3 separate regions of the Mus musculus genome follow, and regions 2 and 3 are each linked to region 1. The links are chromatin loops, found by intact Hi-C in ENCODE. Cell type or tissue: left cerebral cortex. All regions are shown on one strand. Each heading gives the region's core, and the rest is flanking DNA. Links, peaks and the distances in the headings are about the cores only. Region 1 overlaps Ddo (D-aspartate oxidase). Region 2 overlaps Mettl24 (methyltransferase like 24). Region 3 overlaps Cdc40 (cell division cycle 40).

What was found. Hi-C counts contacts between places; a loop is a spot of excess contacts. Peaks named below come from ENCODE experiments on the same cell type or tissue, not always from the same donor. Only the 100,000 strongest peaks of a DNase experiment are listed, where the experiment ranks them.
Region 2: it touches region 1 in a loop (5-fold over the local background); 3 of 42 quality-filtered maps call a loop at or near these places.
Region 3: a loop joins it to region 1, with 7 times the contacts of the local background. A loop is called at or near these places in 2 of 42 quality-filtered maps.

What each region holds. Positions count from the first base shown.
Region 1 is chr10:40,635,851-40,643,099 of GRCm38, reverse strand. Ddo (D-aspartate oxidase) reads right to left here. Exons shown (of 5, transcript NM_027442.5): 4 at 5,579-5,755. Among named protein-coding and RNA genes, the nearest start is that of Ddo, 9.5 kb to the right of the region's middle. In left cerebral cortex, for the core only: a CTCF peak has its summit at 3,902; DNase peaks (open chromatin) are centred at 3,429, 3,868, 4,226 and 4,590; H3K27ac peaks cover 2,380 bases.
Region 2 is chr10:40,683,646-40,690,894 of GRCm38, reverse strand. It overlaps Mettl24 (methyltransferase like 24), which reads right to left. Exons shown (of 5, transcript NM_177793.3): 1 at 7,231-7,249. Among named protein-coding and RNA genes, the nearest start is that of Mettl24, 4.0 kb to the right of the region's middle. In left cerebral cortex, for the core only: no CTCF peak of the experiment used is centred there; DNase peaks (open chromatin) are centred at 3,323 and 3,670; H3K27ac peaks cover 1,896 bases.
Region 3 is chr10:40,839,554-40,846,802 of GRCm38, reverse strand. Cdc40 (cell division cycle 40) reads left to right here. Exons shown (of 15, transcript NM_027879.2): 9 at 1,797-1,842; 10 at 3,660-3,761; 11 at 4,988-5,103; 12 at 5,316-5,449. Among named protein-coding and RNA genes, the nearest start is that of Cdc40, 40 kb to the left of the region's middle. In left cerebral cortex, for the core only: no CTCF peak of the experiment used is centred there; DNase peaks (open chromatin) are centred at 2,091 and 2,742; H3K27ac peaks cover 2,092 bases.

The DNA.
Region 1 (7,249 bases), core at 2,345-4,844:
CGAAGTGCTTTCCTTTATAAGAGTTACCATGGTCATAGTGTCTCTTCAGAGCAATAAAACCCTAAGACACTGAGCAAGCCACGCAGAGCAATCCAGTAAGCAGCACCCATCCATGGCCTCTGCATCAGCTCCTGCCTTGAGTCCTGACTTTCCCTCATGATCATGTTCCTGCCCATGTTCCTTTGACCATGTTTGCTCACAGCAGCAGGAAGCAAGCAAGGACAAAGCGTTTGAACAGAGGAGGCAGAGGCAGGAGAGAGGGTAACGGGAACTGAAAACAACTAGAAGTCCTTCAATGTGTGACACACTGTCAAAGACTAAAAGCAGACAAGGACCAGGAAAAGACTTGGGGAGCGAGCCATCTCCCCTCGCTGTCCCTGCAACCTTGTTAAGCTAGCTTCTTCCGCCATAATGCTGTGAGGCCCTGGTTTCAGCGCATTGTGAAATTGAAAGGAGCAAGTATCAGACTGTGACCCACCACAACTGCTGCGGCTGCTTTCCTAGAAAAACAAGACACTCAAGGGTTGGTCACTATAAAGCACAATCCCAGCTCTGTGACCTGGGGGTAGCCCTGCTTCACACCCTCGTACTGCTTATATTTAACTACAACCATTTGTCTCTTTAAAGGCTTTATGTGGTTGCTCTTTTTAAACGCTATCTTGGCTTTGATTTCTTTTAATAGGCTGTGGGTTCTGTGTGCTAGTCTTTGAACGTTCTGACCTGTGCCCCATCATTCAAATCAGAACTCAGGGTTAATTTTCTAATTCAGGGAGGTAAGTGGACTTCTCAGCCTTGGGGTTCATGTAATTTTCTTAAATTCACTGAACTTGTTTCCTTAATAGCCCAGGGATAAGTGAGTGGCCCGCTCAAAGAGTAGTTAGGTCTATGAGAGGATTCAATAAACGCAAATGTTCTTTTCTATTTCAACAGCCCTCGCTGGGAGCTATGATAAAAGTCCAACATGTTACGGGAGAGGAGCCAGGTGGCGGATGGCTGGGATTTTGGAAGGCCTGGCCAGGCTTGTTGTGCCGAGTCCTTTTGGACTGGATGGAGGAGACTTGCTGTCCATGTCCAGAGGCAGGTCAGCCCGGGCTGTCTGAATGGGCATGCATGATGCTGCCCACCCATCATTATCTATATGAAGCTGCTATTACAGAAGCTAGGGCTGTAAAAACACTCAACTAGTTCCCTCTGGGCCTTTGGCAACTGAGGGAGAGCCCATCCTGTAGAGGGAGCATGCCATGGCTGAGAACCCATGAGGAAAAGGGAGCTGTATTGGCTCAGGGCACTGAGGCAGAAGGAGGGGCTCTGTTGGAGAAATATTGTAGTGAGGACTGGCAGGAGGGAGCAGAGAGCTCTGGATGGGAGAGCAGGGCAGGGTGGAGGGAACAGATCAGTGCAGAGGGCAAGTTCACCCCACAGCACTGCCCGACCGTGCCCTGGAACCCACTCACCTGGACCAACCTATGAGACACATTCTAATTTTTAAATAGGAACTTGATGAAGAGAAAAGGAAGAACAGTAGACATTTGAAAATCATTTAAATTTTATGTGGTTTCTAAGCTGGCAAACATTCCTTTGAGACAGACTATACCTTATTTTGAGAATGTTACCCAAGTAAGCCCCTGCATTGCTAAGCTATAAGGTGAAAACTCCTTTTGCAGATTAAGTCAATGTCAGAGACAAGGTAAAAGACTTGGGGCTATGTCCCTGAAGACTACTTGCCCAGGACTTCTGCAGCTAGAGGAGAGGAAGGAGGCTGGTACCTTGCCCATGCCCAGCCGGCTTCTCAGGTGTAGTCTCCCCTCCCCCAGCCTGAAACCTGCTTGCTCAGGGATGGAGCTTCCCGCTCAATCTTTCTGCCACGCCTACTGCTGGAACCTGCCGCTTTGCTGTTCCGAAACCATCACGTGATCACCCTGCTACTGGATTCCAAGATTATTTGGCGGGAATTGGGCACCTCCCCCTTCCTTTATAACTGAGTGCTGAAATAGTAAAAATTGAACCTTGAGCAGAGAGCTTTGTCTTGGTTCCTTCCTTATGTCGCGCAGCCCAACCCCTCTTCTCTTCCAGGTTTCCAAAATGCCTTTCCAGGCTAGAACCCAGGTTGTGATCTGCTGGCCAGACACAACACTCAGGCAGCGGTGCATCCTACCTCAGAGGATGAGAGCATCCATCCCAATAGAATGGAGGAGGCTGGAGGCCGAGCAAGGCTGCCTGGAATTGGGGCTCAGAGCTGAATGTGGAATGGATCCCGGTAGGAGCGAAGATAATTGAGAGACGTTTGTCCCCTTGCTTTAGCTATCAGACTGTTGAAAATGGACCCCATTTTCCCCCAGGAATCTCATGCTGAGAGAGGAAGGCTGAACCCCAGTGTTAGAGGCTGAGTGTCTCCTGGAAAGAGATTCAGGCAGTCCTGACAACTTGTTAGACCATGTGCAGAAAAGACTGCGGCTGGACACAGCGTGGTACCCAGACCACACCCTGACCGGAGCGCTTCAGTGACACATACCTCTCCCCTCTCTTTAAACCTGATGGTGGGTGTGGTTCTGGAGGGTGGACTGGATTTTGTTAACAATGTGGCTAGACTGAATAACACTCCTTTTTGTTGGTTTGTTTGCTCCACTTTGCTTTTCACCATTGTTTAATTGGCTTGTGGAGAATGGGGCCAAACATGGCTTATTAGAGCTGCCAGGAGCTCTGGCCCAACCATTCAGTATCTGAAGGAAAACATCTCTCTTGGTATGGAGTTAGGTCTCCTCTCACTCGAGAATGAATAGAGGCAACCTTGTTAGGAGTCTCTAAAGTCAATCAGAATGAGTTTTTAGGCATCATAGGAAAACAGGTTTGAAGTGGAGAGGTGAGAAACAGCCACACTGAGGATGAAGAGAGAGCTAAGGATGGCCGGGTGGGACTCAAGGACGATGCGAACTTGTGCGAGTTGTGTTAGGACTGCTCTCTGCATGTGCACTGTTAGTCAGCTTTAAAGCTAACTCGCAGATCTCAACCCAAAGAACAGCACCTTCTCATCAGAGATTTAAAAACAACAAAACAAAAAGTCACTTATGTTCAGTCAGTTTGTTCAGAAACAAGAAGAAGCCTAGTTTAAAGTCTCAGTTGGCAAGTCTTAGAGACTGGTTTCTTCATAGCCTGACATTGCTCCAGAGTTAGAGCTTTAAAATGTATTTTAGGTTGGCAAAGCCGCCAGATGCATATGGTCTAATTCCGTCTTGACGCCATCACTGTCTCTCTGACAATGAGCTGCTGCTATACCCTCTGGGAGTGTCCGTCCACCCCAGCCTGGCCGACTCCATGAATACACACAAATCACTCCAAGCACATCAGACATCGGGTATAAAGCAGCTTCCGGTCCTTTGGACCCTCCACGGAGGGTGTATGGGCGTGGCCCAGGGGTTCTGTAGGCAGGCAGGCCTGAAAGGGAAACAGTCACACTCCCTTAACTTCACAGAAGCGGTGGCGAGGAAGATACAGCCAGGAAGATGCCTCCGAGCAGACGAAGGCCTTAATAAACCTGCAGAGGCCACTGCACCCACCCTGCATCTGTTCCTTACAAAGCTTACCGCCAGTGCCAGGAAAAGCAGGCACCAGCCTCTTTCTGCCTTTTACAGTGTTCTCTCAATTCGTCCTTGCTTACACCCGGGGAAAAACAACAGTGAGCACGTTCAACTGTGTCTGCAGCCTGTGCGGTCTCATATTCCTCTAACGGACACTGGAGGACAGAAGATAGGCTGGGGTGGCGGTCCCTAAGGGATGCTTCAGACAGGCTATGCTCCAGTAGGCCCAGTGTGGGCTGAGCCAGAGGGGCACAGGAGTCTGCTCCACACACAAGAAAAGGCCCTTGCAAGTTGGTCAAGCATAAAGCTGGGACAGCCTGCCCCCTAGGCGACGTGCAGGGTAGGTGTGTATTTCTATATAATCTAGGAAATCACCGGTGTCAGGCAGGGAGAAGAACACAAAGAATGTGAGGAAGTCTCAGGGATTCAATGCCCGCCCAGAAAAACAGCAGAAAAGCCAACAGCGTGGGCAGGGAGGTCAGCGGTGTGATCTGTGTGGGCCACAGGGTAAAGCCTGGCATCCTGGAAGCAATCAGCTGGTCTAAATTACAGGCCTCCAGCGCGGATAGGAAGCACCAGGCCTTCTAGATGCCGTCAAATGCAGGGTGACTCTGCTCCCTTCAGAATAATGTATTTAAGTAGGCTGCCTGGCAGGAGACTTCTTGTCTCTGTGATTCATTTCCTGGGATGGCAAGGAAAAAAAAAAAAAAAACACAGCCAAGTGTGTGACTTTACTGTCCCAAGATATAAAATATTACCTGTATGGGTGATTAAGCCTCTGAGGGCTTTTGAGTATCGGGTTGTTTAGGCAATTTTTGAGAAGGGTATGATGACCTTTGCTGGTTTTGGAAACGAATGAACGATTTAAGTTGTAATAAAATAATAGGCTTTTTCTGGGTTTTGAAGACACTGCTCCAAAGCTCACTGAGAGGAATGTTCCCTTTTGAATCAGGACACAGAAGACCGAGTGCTCACACTGTGGGGGAGAGGCGTAGGAGGCGACAGAACAGGCCCAAGTGTGAGAAGCAGCAGGGATTGTGTGACTGCCCATCTGGGCCTGCCCAGCCCACAGAGTGAGCCCCAGATGTCCAATTCCTTCACTGCCCCACCTCCCTCCAGCCTGAAGGCCTCCCCTTGGGCTGCTATGAGGCCCTGCTCTGTCCCACAATGCCTTTTATGAAAGAAAAGGGGGCAGGTAACCCACGCCATCCCCTATTGGTCATCTGGCCAGATGCCAGGCTCGTTAGTTATACTAAAAAACAAAACAAAAAGAAAACTAATTTCAAAATGCCTCCGGTCCCAAACATTTTAGATTCGGGTTCTTTGCATCACATCCGGCTTTGGGGACTGACAGCGCTTATATTTAACAACCCCACCCATCCCGACCCCCCCCCCCCCCGCAAACATCATGCAATGGCTAAGAAAATCAGCCAGAGATTTGTTGGTGTGTCGCAAACGAAAACACTCTCGCTGTGACTCCTAACAAGCTGGACACAGGATGTGCGGAAGCCAAGCCAAAATGAACTGTCAAAGGCTGAAGGTGTAAAGTACAGGCCTCCGAAAGGTTCTCAGTTTTAATGTTCTCACCCATCACACATTAGCAACAATAAACAGTGAAGCTATTTTTACTGAAGATGAGAAAAAGATTAAACAATAATTCACGATCAATATAAGATTTTTCCAATCATAAGAACTAAAGGTCTGTATTATCCGAATGCCTCCTTTTTTTAATTTTTTTTATTAACTGAGGAAACTAAGATTTTAGTAACTGGTTTTGCTCTGAGGGAATGGCGATGAATGAGACACCAAGTTATCACGAGTGTGCTAAGGATTTAGTCCCTGCCTGGCAAACACTCTCCAGATGCGTTCATAGACCCCTGGCCCTTTGTGAGCAGCAAGACCTTACAAGAAAGTCCCAGAGAGTCTGCTGCGTGAGCTAGGAGGCTGTACAATAATTTATCACCATGTCAAACAGGACAAAACACAGAGACATTTCAACTAACCTTCTCTCCAGCCACGGGAGGTAGGCAGAAGTCTCGCACTTCAGGGTTGTAAAAGCCTGGCCAAACACATACTGAGGGAACCGCTTCAGCTCAGCCTCTGTCATCTTTCGAAATCCCAGCACCACATCAGCCCAGAAAGGCACTTCTTCAGCGGGGACGCTGCGGAATATCTGCCAACTGAAGCACCAGAGGTAGAAAGTGCGCCTTACGTTTTGGTGAAGTTGTGTGTTTTTCATTAACTCCCTAAACTCCATTCAAATACAACTCAATAAGGCATTTAAAAACTTTACTTCCTATAAACACAAAGAGGGACAGCGGAATCCCTCCATTCTCTGATAAGTGAGTAGCTAGATTTCAGACGTTCACAGCTGAAGGCGTCGGGTGTTTATAAAGCACTCTCAAGGCTGGGACTTTACTCGGTGAATAAATCCTAACTAGCACTCAACAGGTCAGATGTTTAACCCCCAGCATGACAGAAAAATAAAAATAAATAGTATGCCTTTTAAAATTTTGTACTTATTAGGCCAGGCAGTGGTGGTCCGTGCCTTGCACTTGGGAGGCAGAGGCAGGTGGATCTCTGTGAGTTCGAGGTCAGCCTGGTCTGCAGAGTGAGTTCCAGAATAGCCAGGATTGCACAGAGAAACCAAACAAAATAAAACAAAACAAACTAGACTTTTTTTTTCTGAAATGTTTTTCCATGATTTCCACTATTTAAATGAGACTGTGTATTTTAGAGGAAAAGTTTTTAATGTTTTTGCACAACTCTTCACATGAAGGAGAAAAGGCAAAGGCAAGGAATCCAAAGCATAGCCTTGGTTTTGAACATGATATCTTATTTAGTAGGATTTTGTTTGTTTTTGAGACAGGATCTCCCCATGAAACTTTGGCTGGCCTGAAACTAACAAGAGTGCTGGGATTAAAGATATGCATCACCAAATCTGGATAATGGAAGGAAACAGGCATGTGACTTTTAAGTCAAGTTCTAGGTCATAAAGTAAGGGGTCACCAAGAGGAGACTATGGAGGGGGTACTGGGGCCACAGCGCAGCTGGGGTGGAGGGTCACCAGTACTGTTGGTCATTAGCAAGAAGCTGGTACCACAGAGGGCATTGCCTGAAACTTTCAAAGAATTAACAACAAAAAGAACAAAACTTTAGATTAAAAAAAAAAAAAAAGCTTGCAACCGGCTGCCTGGAGCTGCTCCATGCCTGGGGACTTGCTAAATCCTGGGCTGTTTCTGTCAGCAATTGACCACTGTCCCTGCTCTAAGCAAGACTCAATCTGAATGTTAAAGACGTGGCTGCTGACATCCCGGAGTTTGTGTCTCTTAAGTACACCAGTTTACTCAGAGAGGAGACCCTGAGAAGGAGGAAGTATGGCTTGGGCAGGGCAAGTCTTTTTCCTTGTCAATGTGCAAACCCTTCCTGGGTTCTGAGGCCCTCCTCCACATGTCACCTCATGTCACCTCCAACAGGGCCCAGGTCTAAAATGTTAATTATCTTGCCAGGTGCCCAGAAGAGCCCTCCTTGATCCTTAGCTCCCCACATCATTAACACTTTTTTTTTTTTTTTTTTTTTTTGGATACAGTGTCTCCCTGACAGACCAGACTGGCCTCAAACTCACAGAGATCTCCCTGCCTCTGGTTTGGCTTAACTATTGAACTCATCTAGTC
Region 2 (7,249 bases), core at 2,666-5,165, 47 kb before region 1:
AAAAGCAAAGCAAAACAAAAGTAATAACCTATTTCTAGGACTTGGGCCCAAGATTTCCAAAATGGGTCAATCAAAATCATATAAACTGTGAGAAAACAAAAGTCTAAGGAGGAGAACAAAAAAAATATTCCAAGTGGTTAGGGAGCAGTAAGGACTTAGCTGTTTAGAGCCTGTGACTTAGTGACAGTTTCCCTTACTCTAAGAATGGCTTTCAGGACAGGAGATGACCCTGTGGTGTGTTTAAAGCAAGTGGTCAGAGCTGGCCAATTCAAAGTGGACATTAGGGAGCTAGTCCCAGGGTAGAGCAAGGAAAGCCACCTTCTGTTGACCCTTCAGAAATGAGGACAGTAGACTCTGAAAACTGGAGTTTTCTGAACAGCCCCCTCCTCCAAAGGGAAGGACTGAGCTCTTCCTCCCCTCCGGCTCAGTGAGGATTCACCAGCTTTCCCCAACAGGCTTCTTTAATTCTTCTCTCTGTTTGTTTTAAATCAGGCAAGAGTGCAATTTTCTTATTTAAAAACCAAAAACTGGGGCTGGGGAGATGGCTCAGCGGTTAAGAGCACTGACTGTTCTTCCAGAGGTCCTGAGTTCAATTCCCAGCAACCACGCAGTGGGTCATAACCATCTGTAATGGGGTCTGATACCCCCTTCTAGTGTGCCTGAAGACAGCTACAGTGTACGCAATACATTAAATAAATAAATAAACAAATATTAAAAAACAAAAACTGGGTGATTTGTAATTGTTCTTGTTTTTGTTGTAAAACCCAAAGCAGTGCTACCCTGAGTAAATACACTTCCTTATGAGCATCTTCCCCAGTGTCTACTTCTGCCCCCAGGTAATTCACCCATATCTGTTGCTTTCTCACTTTTGGAACAAAATACCAAGAGGCAAGTGAAGGTAGCATTCCTCTCCAACTGACTGATTCAATCTGGCTTCTCTCAGCTTCTCACCGAATTGCCCTGCTTGGTCTCAAACTAACTCTGGTAATTGGTTCTAATCTTCTGGCTTCTTCTCACTCTCTGGTTTCAACTGCCTCTCCTAACCTGCACTGAACTCAAGAATGAACTCAACTCCACTGCACTGCACTGCACTGTCTCCCAACTGACTCTCTCTCCCTGAATTGCTCTTAAATAGCTTTTTTTTTTTCCTGTGCTAGTCTCATGAGAGTTGGGCAATTCCTGTCTCTGATTCATTTGGTCAAATCTTTCTCTGATTTGTCACTTTGCCTCTCAACCAGACATTACTTTCAAACATGGCTGCTTCCTTCTACAAACTAATTTTACCATAATGGTGTGTACTAAAGCTGTGTCTGTACTCCATCAGGGGGATTAAAGGTATGTGGCATGTCTGCATTCCAGCTGGATCACACAGACCCAGGTCACTCAATGTGACCTGCATCAAAACTTTTCTACAGGGCTTAGTGCTGGATCCCACTGGATATCCCATCTAAAGACATTTGCATTATAGTGAAGGTAGGGCTCAGAGGTAGAGCACTAGCAGGTATGAGTTCAGTTTCCACTACTAGAGAAAAAAAATGCTATGTGATTCAAATTCATTGGCTATATTTACCTTCAGGGTAACTAACAGGCTAGCTTGCTATTATTTTAAATTACACATGCCCCTGGATTGTAAGGCTTCTAAAACTCAATTTTCTTTCAATCACTTGATTGGGATAAAAATGCTTGTTGGAGAGTAAATTTTCCCACCCTTCTTTATCAGAAAGCTCCACAGGACACTAATGGGTCCATTGTGACATATCCAGAGGGCCCAGGTGCTGTTTAAAAAGACGCTTATCTCTGCTGGCAGATTGCTGTGCTGAGACTTCATGGTAAATGAAGCAGGCTCCTGTTACTTCCCCTGTATGAGAGAACAAAGAGCCCAACTTCTCAGAGGCAGAAGGCCTGCAAAGGTATCATTGTACAGATGGAAAAACACAAGGGCCCTCCACCCTTGCCAGTCTTCAATTTAATGATGAGGCCCTGATTCTCTTCACAGACTGAAAAAGGAAAACCAATTCCATTCGAGAAAACTAGCAGGTGATTTTTCTCTTTAGAGAAAATGGACTGTGCAGACTATACACAAAAACCCCAAATCCCCACCTCTGGTTGTTGAAAAACAATAGGGCCTCCATTAGCAGTCCTCTGCCCACAGAACACACTCCAAGAAATTAACTGTAGGGTTTGGGTAGAAGCAGAGCCCTTAAGGCACATCAAAATTGTAATAAAAACCCACTTTTTGTAATGAAACTAAGCAACTGCTGTTTTACACCCACAGACTCTCTACTGACTTTGTTTCAAATGGAAATGTTCAGCTTTCTGTGGGAAGTGGGTGAGGGCTGACTCATGCTGATCCCTGCACGTCAGAAGTATGGGTACATATGCACAACCGGAGGGGCTGGACATGACTGCTGAGCTCCAAGATTGTTACAATCAGAAGAGGCAGTGCTTACGCACCATCTGTCATCCGTTCTCATCTCCCGGTGCTCACAGATTAGAACTCTGCATGTGCAAGGAGACTTCATATTTAGAGCTAGTTCTACAGAGCTCGGCAAAGGGGAGGAGAAAGCAAATCACAGGACTATGTCTTCTCTCTGTGTCTCTCCTGCAAGGAGTCTGAAAACAAGAAGGGCTCTTAAGACAATTGGGTAGACCTGGAGGGCACACATGCCAGTTCCCCATCTTCTCGATGACAACTACAGAGTTAGAGAACTAAGAGAAGGGCAAGAAGCCAGACTACATTTGCCATTTGGTCAGAAGAGGAAACAGTTTCCCCTACACACACACACACACCTAAGCACATCCATGCATGCACATGCATATATGTAGGCACATACATACAAACACACACATGCACACATGCACACACATGTATATATGCAGGCACATGCATATGCATATATGCACACACAAGAATCCACATGAAACATGTAAGCACACACACAAACATGTACACATGCACACACATGTATGTATGCAGGCACACGCATATGCATACATGTACACACAAGAATGCACATGAAACATGTAAACACACACACAAACATGCACACACATGTATGTATGTAGGCACACACACAAACCCACACATGCACACATACACACACACACACACACACACACACACACACACACACACACACACCCCTATGCATTCACACACTAAGACATTCATGCAAGCACACTATTCCAAAGGATCTGTAGCATACCAGACAAGTCAGCAGCACATTGCTGGGTTCTGTAGCTTAGTGACTCACAAGTCACTTTTCTTGCCAGGATATTAAATGTCAAGTGACATAGCTCTGAAAAGACATTTCTTCTGGCAGCCTGGTCCTCGGTTAAGTATCACCAGAACAAGTAAGGCCTAGGGGTTAAAAAGCTGCTTCCTTGTAGGTGGACTTCTGACCTGTAAGGGGTACCACGTGCACCCCAAGAGTGCATAAGAAGCCTATATCATAGTGACCACATAAATATTATGTAAAAAAGCCTCCCCCACAAAAGAACTTCATCCATAGGAACCATAGATGCCTATTTAAGAAAGAGAACAACAGCTAACCCCAGACACATACAGGAAACAGAAAGTAAAGACAGACATAAGGGATGTTTCAACACATATGTACTCTGGGAAGTTTATGGACTAAGAGCACTGGTGAGATGCTCACAGGTTAATGTTCAGGGATGGATAGGTTCCAAGATCGTCACGATCAGGAGAGGCAGTGCTTCCTACCATCTTCCATCTGTCCCCACCTCCCAGTGCTCACAGAGTAGAACTCTTTATACACAGGACTTCATATTTAGAGCTAGCTCTATATAGCCTGGCAAAGGGGGATGCGGGAAGAGAGAGCGAATTACAGGAGGACTATCCTCTCTCTCTCTCTCTCTCTCTCTCTCTCTCTCTCTCTCTGTGTGTGTGTGTGTGTGTGTGTGTGTCTGTCTGTCTGTCTGTCTATCTGTGTGTCTGTCTTTCTGTGTGTGTATGTGTGTCCGTCTCTGTATCTGTCTGTCTTTCTCTTTCTCTCTCTGTGTGTGTGCACGTATGCATGTATCTCCAGATTGTTTCCATTAAGAGCAGCATATAAGGTGGTAATATAATTGCTGAATGGTTGTACCTCTCACTCCTGCAACAAAAGCTTGGTGGCAAGAAACACTCTGCAACCCAGGTAAGTGTTTCACACAAGCACTCATCAATCACCCAGAAAGCTGCTCACGGAATGAAATCTGTTCTTCTTTACCCATGTGGAAGCCTCCCAGGGCAAAGGAACCGAAAATCTTGTGAAACTGTTGATCGGTATTCTCAAGCAATTAAAATAAAATAATAAAGTTAAAATACATAAAAGTTCCATGGGTAAATTCCAAATTCTATTTCCTTTTATTAATGGTGCATCACCTTAAATTATACCTTGCTTTGTGTGGCTCAAAAGAAACAAAGTTTATCCCAGGATATAAGATGGTGAACTCCATCCCCATAAATCAGAACACAGATGGAGTAACTGCCCTTTCCAGTTTTGAGGAATATTTTAACTCAGCTGTGAAAGACTGGCAAAGTGAAACAAATCCAAAATCCTGTTTAGGAACTTAGTGAGATGAGATAAATATTCTCATAATGAGTATAAGAATGCTTACTATGAAGTAAGTAAAGTTTATAATCTTATAATTGTAATTACATATATTTATATATGAAATATATAGCTTATATATAAAATATATTTGTAAATTTATAATTTCATTATAAATTTATAATTTCAAAAATCTCATATAAAATAAGTTACTAACTATGGAGAAGATAATCTAAGTAAGGCAAATGTTCCCATGAGAGGCTAATAACAATTTTTTTACAATAGTGATAAGCCTTACTTTTTATAAAGACATTTAGAAACTCAAGAAGTAGCTGTATCCACCTTTCACATGTTAGTGTCTCCGGAGTTTACCATGGTAACCATGGGAAATGAAATCCCTCCCAACGGAGAATACTTTGTTCAGACAAAGCATCCCATCTGAAATGGATTCTCAGGTCTCCGCAGGAACAAAGCAACTCAAACTCACAGAAGGCATTGCTGTCCGTTGCCATCACAGGCTGCAGAGAGATCGGCATGGAGATAGGAGTGGGTTCTCAGTGAACCTTGACCTAAGTGTCTGAAGTAGGAATGGGCAGAAGATTGACAAGATGCAGGTTGGAGCGCAGAGCAGGACCGGGATATGGCAAAAGAATGTAAATACTCTGTAACAGTTTACACTTGAGGAGCAGCTAACGCTTCAGACAACTTAGAGAAAATAAAAGTTGTTACATTGTGTTTCTAGCATGCTAGACACTAACATTTTCCTTTCATCTTCTTTTTAATTTAATTGTAATGACTGAACCCCAGTACTCAGACTCCTGTCCTGTAAGTCACACTCACCCCCAGTTGACCTCATACCATCTCATAGTTTTAATGCTACTTGCGAGCAATAGCCCCAAATTGCTACTTCAGCCTGGACATTGCCTCTAAGCCCCAGATCAATGTGTCTGAATGTCTATTTGGCATTTCCAACTGAATCACTAAAAGATATTTGAAAGTTATCTGGGGTCAGCACATTCTATCTGTAATCTACCAAAGATAAACAGATAACAGAGATAAACCAAGATAGCTGCTTCTCCCCGTAACTTTCCAACATTCCCCATGTTTGCTACATCTCGCCACCTCCATAGCTACCACCTGCCTGCCATTTTCAGACTGATCTCTGTTCCAGCATCCCACAGGGGACAGAGGTGAACTTCCCACAAACACCCCCAGTGACCCCCTGATTCTATGCATTCCAAACCTAAACACTGTGAGGCAGGCTCTAGTCACCAATAACCTGGAAGACAACCCCTTAGGTCTCCTTAAACAGGAGACAGCAGAAACAAAAGTTGTGGAGAATCACTCAGAAAGGGGAGATTATCAAAGACAGAGTGTTCAAGGGTGTCCACAGAGGAACAAAGGAGGCCAGACTCTTAAAAAAAATATCAAATCTCAGTTCAAATGTCTCCTTTGTTCACTTTTTGATCTTTCTTCATAGGTTCAAGGCCTGAATCAAATTGTATGACTTTCCTGAGCCCCAGACACTTTGAATTCAGTTTGTGCTGGCAGCACTTGACCCAGCATCCAGTGGAAGCCCTTGGCAAGGGTTTTGAAAGCTTAGCACAGCATCATGGGAACTGCATGGACACAGTGAGAAGGAGGTGTCTCTTTTAGAGTAACTAGCTAAGTCTTTATATAGGAGGTGCATTTCGGAGACAGAAAAAAGAGCTGTGTGCGTCCCAGAACATAAGAGAATTGCCTGTTAAGCAATGCCATGTGGGAAGACTGAGCGCAGGGCATATAAAAGTGGGGGAAGAAAATCACTGAAAGTAGTGGGGGTGTTAGAGTAGAGGAGCCAAAGGAAGAGCAGGCTGGTAAATGCAGGGGCCAGCTCGCAGGTGGGGGCTGGGTGCTCAGATGCCATCAAGAAAAACCCGACTCCAGGCAGCACAGCCAGCCTTGCTTCGGAGGATGGCACCGCAGTTGGAAGCAAGAGTGGCAGGTGTAAGGATGTGGCAAGCTCATATATCCAATTCCTAATCTTTTCAGTCCTAGGTACCACAGAGCTCCCAAAAGAAGGTGTAAGGTGAGGCTTCAACAACCAGAGGTTTAAACTGACCTACTCAATGAAGTGCGGGAAGTTAACAAGGCAAGGATCTGGCCCTGGAGCATCCGATTATTTCCCACTAAGTGGTGCTATGGGTTTGGCTTCTCACCCGGTGCCAGTTCCCACTGCTGGGTAGGGACTCTGGGGTCGGAGTGGGTGAAGGGGGCGGTGTCTGGATGCTACTGGAAGGCAGATCTTGACCATCACCTGGATGAGCCTTTCATAGTGTCTACCCATCCGGTTTTGTCCAGGCCTGGGTGGGGAAAACACAATGGCAAGCCATGCCTCCTTCCCTTTCAGCGCCCCCTCCCTTGCTGAAATGGGTGTGGTTGCTTGGTGCTCCTTTCCTAGAAGGAGGTCTGCCACAGTAGGCGCTCAGCAAACGTTAGTTGAATTTGCATGATCCCTGCTCAATTCCACTTCATTCTATAGGGATACTGAGTGAGACTACAGAAAGTTCCAGGGAGAGCTCAGCTAGAAGGAAATAGAAGAGTCTTGAGGTCCCAGTGGCCTGAGCAGAAGGCTCCCTAGCGCCATCTGGGTGCAGGCTCAACTCCAAGGTCCATGTCTGCATGGTTTGCAACTGACCTTCCTGCGGAGAAGCCCG
Region 3 (7,249 bases), core at 1,584-4,083, 200 kb before region 1:
ACTGGCTGAGGAAGAAGAGACTATGATGAAAACCCCACACCTAGAGAGTAGACAGTATAATTTCTTTTATCCTTTCCTTTTGAACACTGGGACACCAACCAGCAGTGCCCTTAGCCGTCTCTGTTCTTGGTGCTCTCAGGAAGCGAGCGCCATCTGAACCTTCCTCCCAGACATAGTGAGGCAGGGAAGCGAGCTATCTCTCTTGTCAACCTGATATGAACAGAGCGTCTTTGAAACCTTAAGTTTTAAAGAATAGTTAGTATCATTGTGTCTCTTCTATGTCCAGATCATTGTGGTGGCTCAATAAATACCAATCCTATAGTATTCTTGTGGCTTGGAAGATCAGATCATTAAGGCTTTATCCTTTTTAAATATTGATGAATACTATCAGTATATAAAGCCGCTGCTTTTTTTGTTTGTTTGTTTGGTTGGTTTTTTTTTTTTTTTTTTTTTGGTTTTTTCGAGACAGGGTTTCTCTGTGCAGTCCTGGCTGTCCTGGAACTCACTCTGTAGACCAGGCTGGCCTCGAACTCAGAAATCTACCTGCCTCTGCCTCCCAAGTGCTGGGATTAAAGGCATGTGCCACCACGCCCGGCAAGCCGTTGCTTTTAATAGGAGCAGCCATTTCAGGCATTTGTGACAGAAATGATTTGTCTCTGATTAAAATGGTTTCTCAGAAAATTTCTAATTTTCTCTAACTTTAACTTTATCCATTAAGTTTACAATCTTCCCTAGGGTCAAGGAACAAAACATAAAGTTGAATATAGCGGACATCTATGGATATTAATTTGGAAACTACTATATGCAGAGGGATTATAATATCAAAGGTTTGAAATTCAGACTGTCCCTGGGAACGATCATCTTGATGTAAATCACCGGAAGCCAGGCAGGCACAGGGGCAGGTTCTGTCCTTGGAGAAGCTTGCTGACAGGAAGGCCAAGGAAGGGGCGTGGGGCCGGGAGAGGAGCCCAGTCAGCATGGGTGCTGGAAGGACAGCAGCTCTGTGGCTGTCAGAGCAGAAAGTATATGAGGAAAAACCGACTGCAGTCCTAGGCAAGGGAGCAGGTCCCAGAGGGCCTTGCCTGGCATGGGCAGAACTGAGACCTCTGTCTAGTTAGCATTGGGTGCTCAGAAGTGCTGTCTGTCTTAGAGCACCAGCAACGCTGTCAGGGATGAATGTGAGGGAGGCAAGCGGGCATAGCTTTGAAACCTTTGTATTCATCTGCTTTAGATATGATTAGATTGTGAACCATAGAGTCTATACATGTTACCCAGAAAATATTTTTAAAGACACTTTTCAATATTAAACTGGTACATGGCAGCAGTTCTAATAATATTTAATTGCTTTAAAAATTAGTTTGTTACAAAAAGTAAAAACTGTTCCTCATAGAAGAATACACAAAATATAGAGGAAAAAAATGGTAAGAAAATGAAGGTCCCAGATAAACTGCATGTGTAGCTAAATTGTCTTGAGGCTTTGCTGTAAAAATCTCCTCGAGTGTAAAGAATATGCTTGTACATAACTGCGTCCCAGCTGTGTAACACAGACTGGCAAACTAGGCCGGGTTTAGTAATTAAATCCACTCCACCCACAAAGATGTGTACACACACATAGCTAGCAAATGACTGTTGTTATTTGATAAAAAAAAAAAAAACAAAAAAACTTGTGTTAAGCTTGATATCCCGGGTCTAGAGCTTTGCTCAGGGGCAGAGCGCATTCTTAGTGTACACAAGGTCCAGTTTCTAACACCATAAAGAAAACATTAATATTTTCATGTGTTTTTTATTTTCTCCAGCTATGGGAAGTTTATGGAGACCGGCGCTGTCTGAGAACATTTATTGGTAATATTTCTTTTTCTCACTGCCTATAAATCTGTTTAGGAATGCTTTTGCAAGAAAAATAGCATCAGCAGCAGTAATTTTACTGCCCTGATGTAAAGGAGAGTATGTACAGGCTGAGCTGAGCCGGGAAGGAGTCAATCTCTCTAGACAGGCAAGGAGGGCGAGGAAGGGAGAGAGGTGGAGGCTGAGTGAGCGCCGTGAGATTGTGTGCTGCGCTAGGGACTGCGTGCGTGAGGTAACGATCTGCCAGGGTATAGGGGAGGGACAAATGTGGTTAAAAATAGAAGGGAGGCAGAGTATGGAGAATCATCATGCCACTAATGAAAGAGGCTGCGTCCTGTAATGGCACTGAAGAGCCATTTTTAACAGCCCTTACTAGAAAGTAATGCGATTGGAAGAGAACAAAGATTATGTGGCAGTCTGGAAGATACTCTGATAGACAAGCCTAGAAGGAAGAAAAGAAACCACACAGTTATTTTATTAGTCTCTGTTGAAATGGTGAAAAGAGAAAATGTAATGAGTTCGGTAACAGGATGTGAATGGCACAGAGCAGAAACCCTCGGTGACCCCCAGGTAGCTGTTTAGCAAGGGGAGGGGGGAGGGGGACCTGAGGTTGGACTTGCTGAGTCTGAGCGGCTAGTGAAGCTGTCCTGTAAGTAGTAGCCTTAGGCGAAGCTTTAAAGCCAGGTCAGGAGCTAGCAGCAGAAGTGAGAACCGTGATTGAGAAAGCTCCCTGAAGGTAAGACAGGAACTAAGGAAGGACGGGTGTGCCAGTGGCCTCTCTGGCAAGGCTGTCTATGTCCTTGTCGCTTCTTGTTACTTTTTCCAAATTTAACTGTATCACATTGAAGGGCTGTGGATCACAGTGGCTCTGTTTTTAGATGAAAGTGGGAGTCTGTTCTCCCATGCTGTGCTGCCTGTGTGTGGGTACTCTGTGCAAATAGATACCAAGATACCACACCAGCACACGAGACTTCCAGGGAAACCATTAGCTGTCTCCAGGGGAATCAAATGCCCCGCAGACACAGTGCATTTGATCTCCATTGGCCTCACCTTTCCTGCCAGGACATTCTTCAGAGGGAACTGGAGTTCTAGCTGCTGTGCGGAGGGTCTCCTGGTTGCCATGCGTATTGCCCTGGTGTCTGCTGCCTGACAGGAGTGCTGTGCTAGGGGTGGTTCCAGGAGACAGCCCGGGGTTGACAGTTTGAGCAGTGTACATTTTGTGAGATTATTTGTTTCCTGGTCATAGAGAAAAGATGGGAATTTCTGCCTTGGTTTAAGTGCATTTTACTTTCCTCAGAACTGTGGAAGATGGATTGTGATCAGTGCCCTGAAATTAATTTCGGTTCAGAATAACATCTTTTAGAAAATACAGCTAACACTATAGTTTTGAACTCATTTCTGTGAAATGAAGTAATGAGATCACTGAAGTCCGCAGTACCTGAAGGAGGGCTGCACTCCCTGATCTCGGGTTTGGATCTCTGCTTTTCCTCCCAGCACACTGAGGAAACTGACAGTGCGCCTCCCTCCCAAGCCTCATTAGAACTTCAGGTCTCAGTAAATCCTTGGCTGGGTAGTCATCAGTGTGTGTACTGCATATTAAAAAGATGCCAGGACAAATTAAAAACAAAAACAGACCTTTTCTCTCAGTTCTTACCAAAGCGTTGTGCGGCTCACCCACCTGCAGAACACCTTAAAGGAATAAAAGTGGCTCCTCCCCAGCCTCGTTGTGGGGGGCTTCCTTGAGGGCTCTGTCTAGCTTCCCTTGTGCTGCAGCTCCTCCTCTCTCTCATCTCAGCTTCTGGCTTCACCTCCAGGTCACAGTAAAGCTGTGAGAGACATCTGCTTCAACACTGCAGGAACCCAGTTCCTCAGTGCGGCCTACGACAGGTACCTTAAACTCTGGGACACCGAGACAGGTGAGTGCATCTTACTCTCCCGAGCTGGCATTGCTGTGCACTTCTGTGGTCCCTGGTGAAATGATGCGTCATCCAAACATGCAAACACTGCTTCTCATCGGAAATGAGCTGACAGCACCAGCGTGTTTGTAGACTGGAGCTCATCTGTATAACCAGTGCTCTCCCTAGGACGCACTCCTCTCACCTGGATGGTTACACAGCAAACCCTGAAGGGCAAACAGACTCAATCAGGTGGTTCTGGGTACCATCTGATCGATCTCTGTCCCCCCACATACCCAGTACAGTGCATTGCACAGACCAAAAGCAAGATTTAGTCCAATTGCCCAAATTGATGTTGATGTGAGCTCCTACTTTATGTGATTGGTCCAGTATGGTCCCGTGTGGACCAGGCACTTCTTCAGTGTCCCCAAGGCTAAAAGGTGACCTTCCTATAGCTCTTCAACACTAAGGTGTGCATAAAAGTGCACAAGTGTTCATTGATGTTTTTTAATATAGCAAAGCTATACAAATTTGTTTTAAAGACCACCAAGGTCAAGACATAGAACAGTCCAGCATGCAGTAGGGTTCTTGCACCCTTTCCTACTGTGCACCAATTCCCAGGAGCCACAGTAACTTCTCCGTCACCACAGAGCCTTTGCCAGTTCTTAAATTCATTGTTGATAGAAGCACACCATCTTTTCTCTCTTTCCAACTCATCGCTCACCTTGACACGATGAGCTGCTCGCTCTCTTGGCTTGTACCGGGAGTGCGTTCTGTTCTCAAACTATCCCACTGCAGTGATGTCATTAGGATTTATCTCTATAACTTTTGGGGAAAGTGTGTGTGTGTGTCTTTGTCTGTCCGTGTGTCTGTCCGCTATATTGCCTTGAGGTAGGGTTTCTCACTAAACTGAAAGCTTACCAGTTTTGCAACACTGGCTAGCCAGCAAGCCCCAGAGCTCATGTGTCTCTTTGCCCCCAGCGCTGGGTTTACAGACATGCACAGCCATGCCTGACTGTTGATACGATGCTGGTGATTCAAACACAAGTCCTCACACTTGCACAGAAAACATTCTTACCAACGGAGGCATCTCCCCAGCCCTCTGTGGAAAGTACCGATGTAGTGATTTTAAGAGTCAAGCTGCCCTTCCTCAGAGTTAGTAAGTGAGGGCTACTCACTAGGTTCACGCCGCTGTCACACTCAGGAAGTCAGGCTTATGTTTCTGCTTATTTGACTCTTTGGTCTAGGACAGTGTATATCAAGATTTACAAACCGCAAAGTACCCTACTGCGTCAAGTTCAATCCCGATGAAGATAAGCAAAATCTCTTTGTGGCTGGGATGTCTGATAAGAAGATCGTACAGGTAAGTCTGTCTTTCTGGTGTGTCTGTCTGTCGGGGTCTGTGAGCTTTAGATTGTTGATGTCTGCCCCTCTGAGGGTCCACTCTGGTTGCGCTAAGAAGGTAGCAGTCAGTTCATAACCTTAGAGTGTGAGAGTTTTAGGTTCCGAAGTGCCTTTGGCTGGTTTTCATGAGCGCTCTTACCTCTGTGTGTGCCTTCTCTTGTTGCTGCACAGTGGGACATCCGCAGTGGAGAGATTGTTCAGGAATATGATCGGCATCTGGGGGCTGTCAACACGATTGTTTTTGTTGATGAGAACCGAAGATTCGTGAGTACATCTGATGATAAAAGCCTACGAGTTTGGGAATGGTGAGTTGTCATAAGAAGAAATCTGACTTATGAAACAAGCAATTAAAAAATTATAGCCGAAGCTTGATAATATGCAGCAATTTTCATGTCTTCCAACCAAAGTGTTTTAATTATGTAAATACTGACAATTTGGAAATTGAAATCTAAACATTTATAACTATTATTCACAATCTTTGGAGATTCTCCCAAAAGTACATGGATTTGAACTTGGTTTGCTGCTGCTGTTGTTGTTGTTGTCGTCATTGTTGTTGTTTTGTGGCCATAATTGCTACATTGTCACACCTCACATTGTTTTTCTTTTAGTGAATTATGAATAACTTATTTCACGTGCATTGGTGTAAGGGTGTCAGATCCCCTAGGGTACACGCAGCTGTGGGCTGTGCAAGCGAGCGAGCAAGCGCTGGGGGTTGAACCAGGGTTGTCTGGGAGCGCATCCGTGCTCTTACTGCTGACTCAGCGCCCCAGCCCTGCTTTTATTTTTATGGTTTTCTTCTTTTATTATTATGTGTATGGATGTGCATGGGAGCTTGGCGCATGTGTCCAGTGGCGAGTTCTAGAGCTCACACTCAGGCCCACCGAGTCACCTCGCTAGCCTCCTTGTGCATGCTTTCCTGATTCATCTTTGCAGGACGGCAGGCAGGCTGGGCGCAGGATGTTTGGCTACATCACACATAGAGATCCTGGCCTCAGAACAGATCCAAGGAAAGTGCTAGTATAGTGAGCACTTTGTTTTCTTACAGCCTGCTTTGTAACCATCTATGCTGTAAGCTGCCTCATATCATCAGCTTTAAACATCTGCTTGTTGAATATAATCGGGATACATTGACTACTTTTTCCTTTTATCAAAAAAAATGTTTTTCTAAAGTAAAAAAAAAAAATCCTTAAGCTAGTTTCATTAAGTATCTTGATATTTTATGATTTAGTGACAAAGAAACAAGTGGTAACCTTTCTAATTCAAGTCAGCTCTTGGGTGGAGCCCAGCTTGTATTTATAGTCACAAAGAACAACCCCTTGGAGACCACAGCCTTGCCAGGCCTAGAGAGTGCACCATCCCTCCACCTCTAGAAGTGGCAGTTTAAGAGAAAGCAGGCGGCCTTGAACCTCAGCCAGTGGTTTCCTCCTCAGACTTACTCCCTTGGAGAGCCAAGTAGGCGGAGTAGGCCCTCAGTATTATCCGGATAATTGAGGTCAACTCTCAATCGACATCACTATACCCTTCCCGATTATCCCCAAGGACACTGGACTTTGTATCTAATCTTACCAGTTAGCTTCATCCTTACTGTTCACTGTTCAGAAACTTAGGTCTTTCCTCAGAAAAGATACTACTTAGACCTAGAGATTTTAGGTCAGTGGGGGAGTGTTGGCCAGGAAGACTGCTTCGGAGGAGGGGAAAGAGTAGGAGGAGGGAGAAAGGGAGCGAGAAAGAGAGGCTGTTTCTTACAGAGAATCTGATGTGGACACCGAGTGTCTTTGTTTGGATGGTTTGGTATGGTGTGGTGTGGCGGGGTTTGGGTGTGTGCACACAGTGTATACACATATGTGTGCAGAGGCCAGACAAGGGCATCGGGTGACTTCTTCTATCTCATAGTCATGCCTTGCTATTACATAGGTGCTGGAGATTTGAACTCAGGTCCTCACACTTGTACTGCAAGCACTCTTACTCACTGAGCCATTTCCTCAGCCTGACTAGGGGTGTGTGTGTGTGTGTGTGTGTGTGTGTGTGTGTGTGTGTGAGAGAGAGAGAGAGAGAGAGAGAGAGAGAGAGTTTGTGTGTGTGTGTGTGTGTGTGTTTTATGGTTT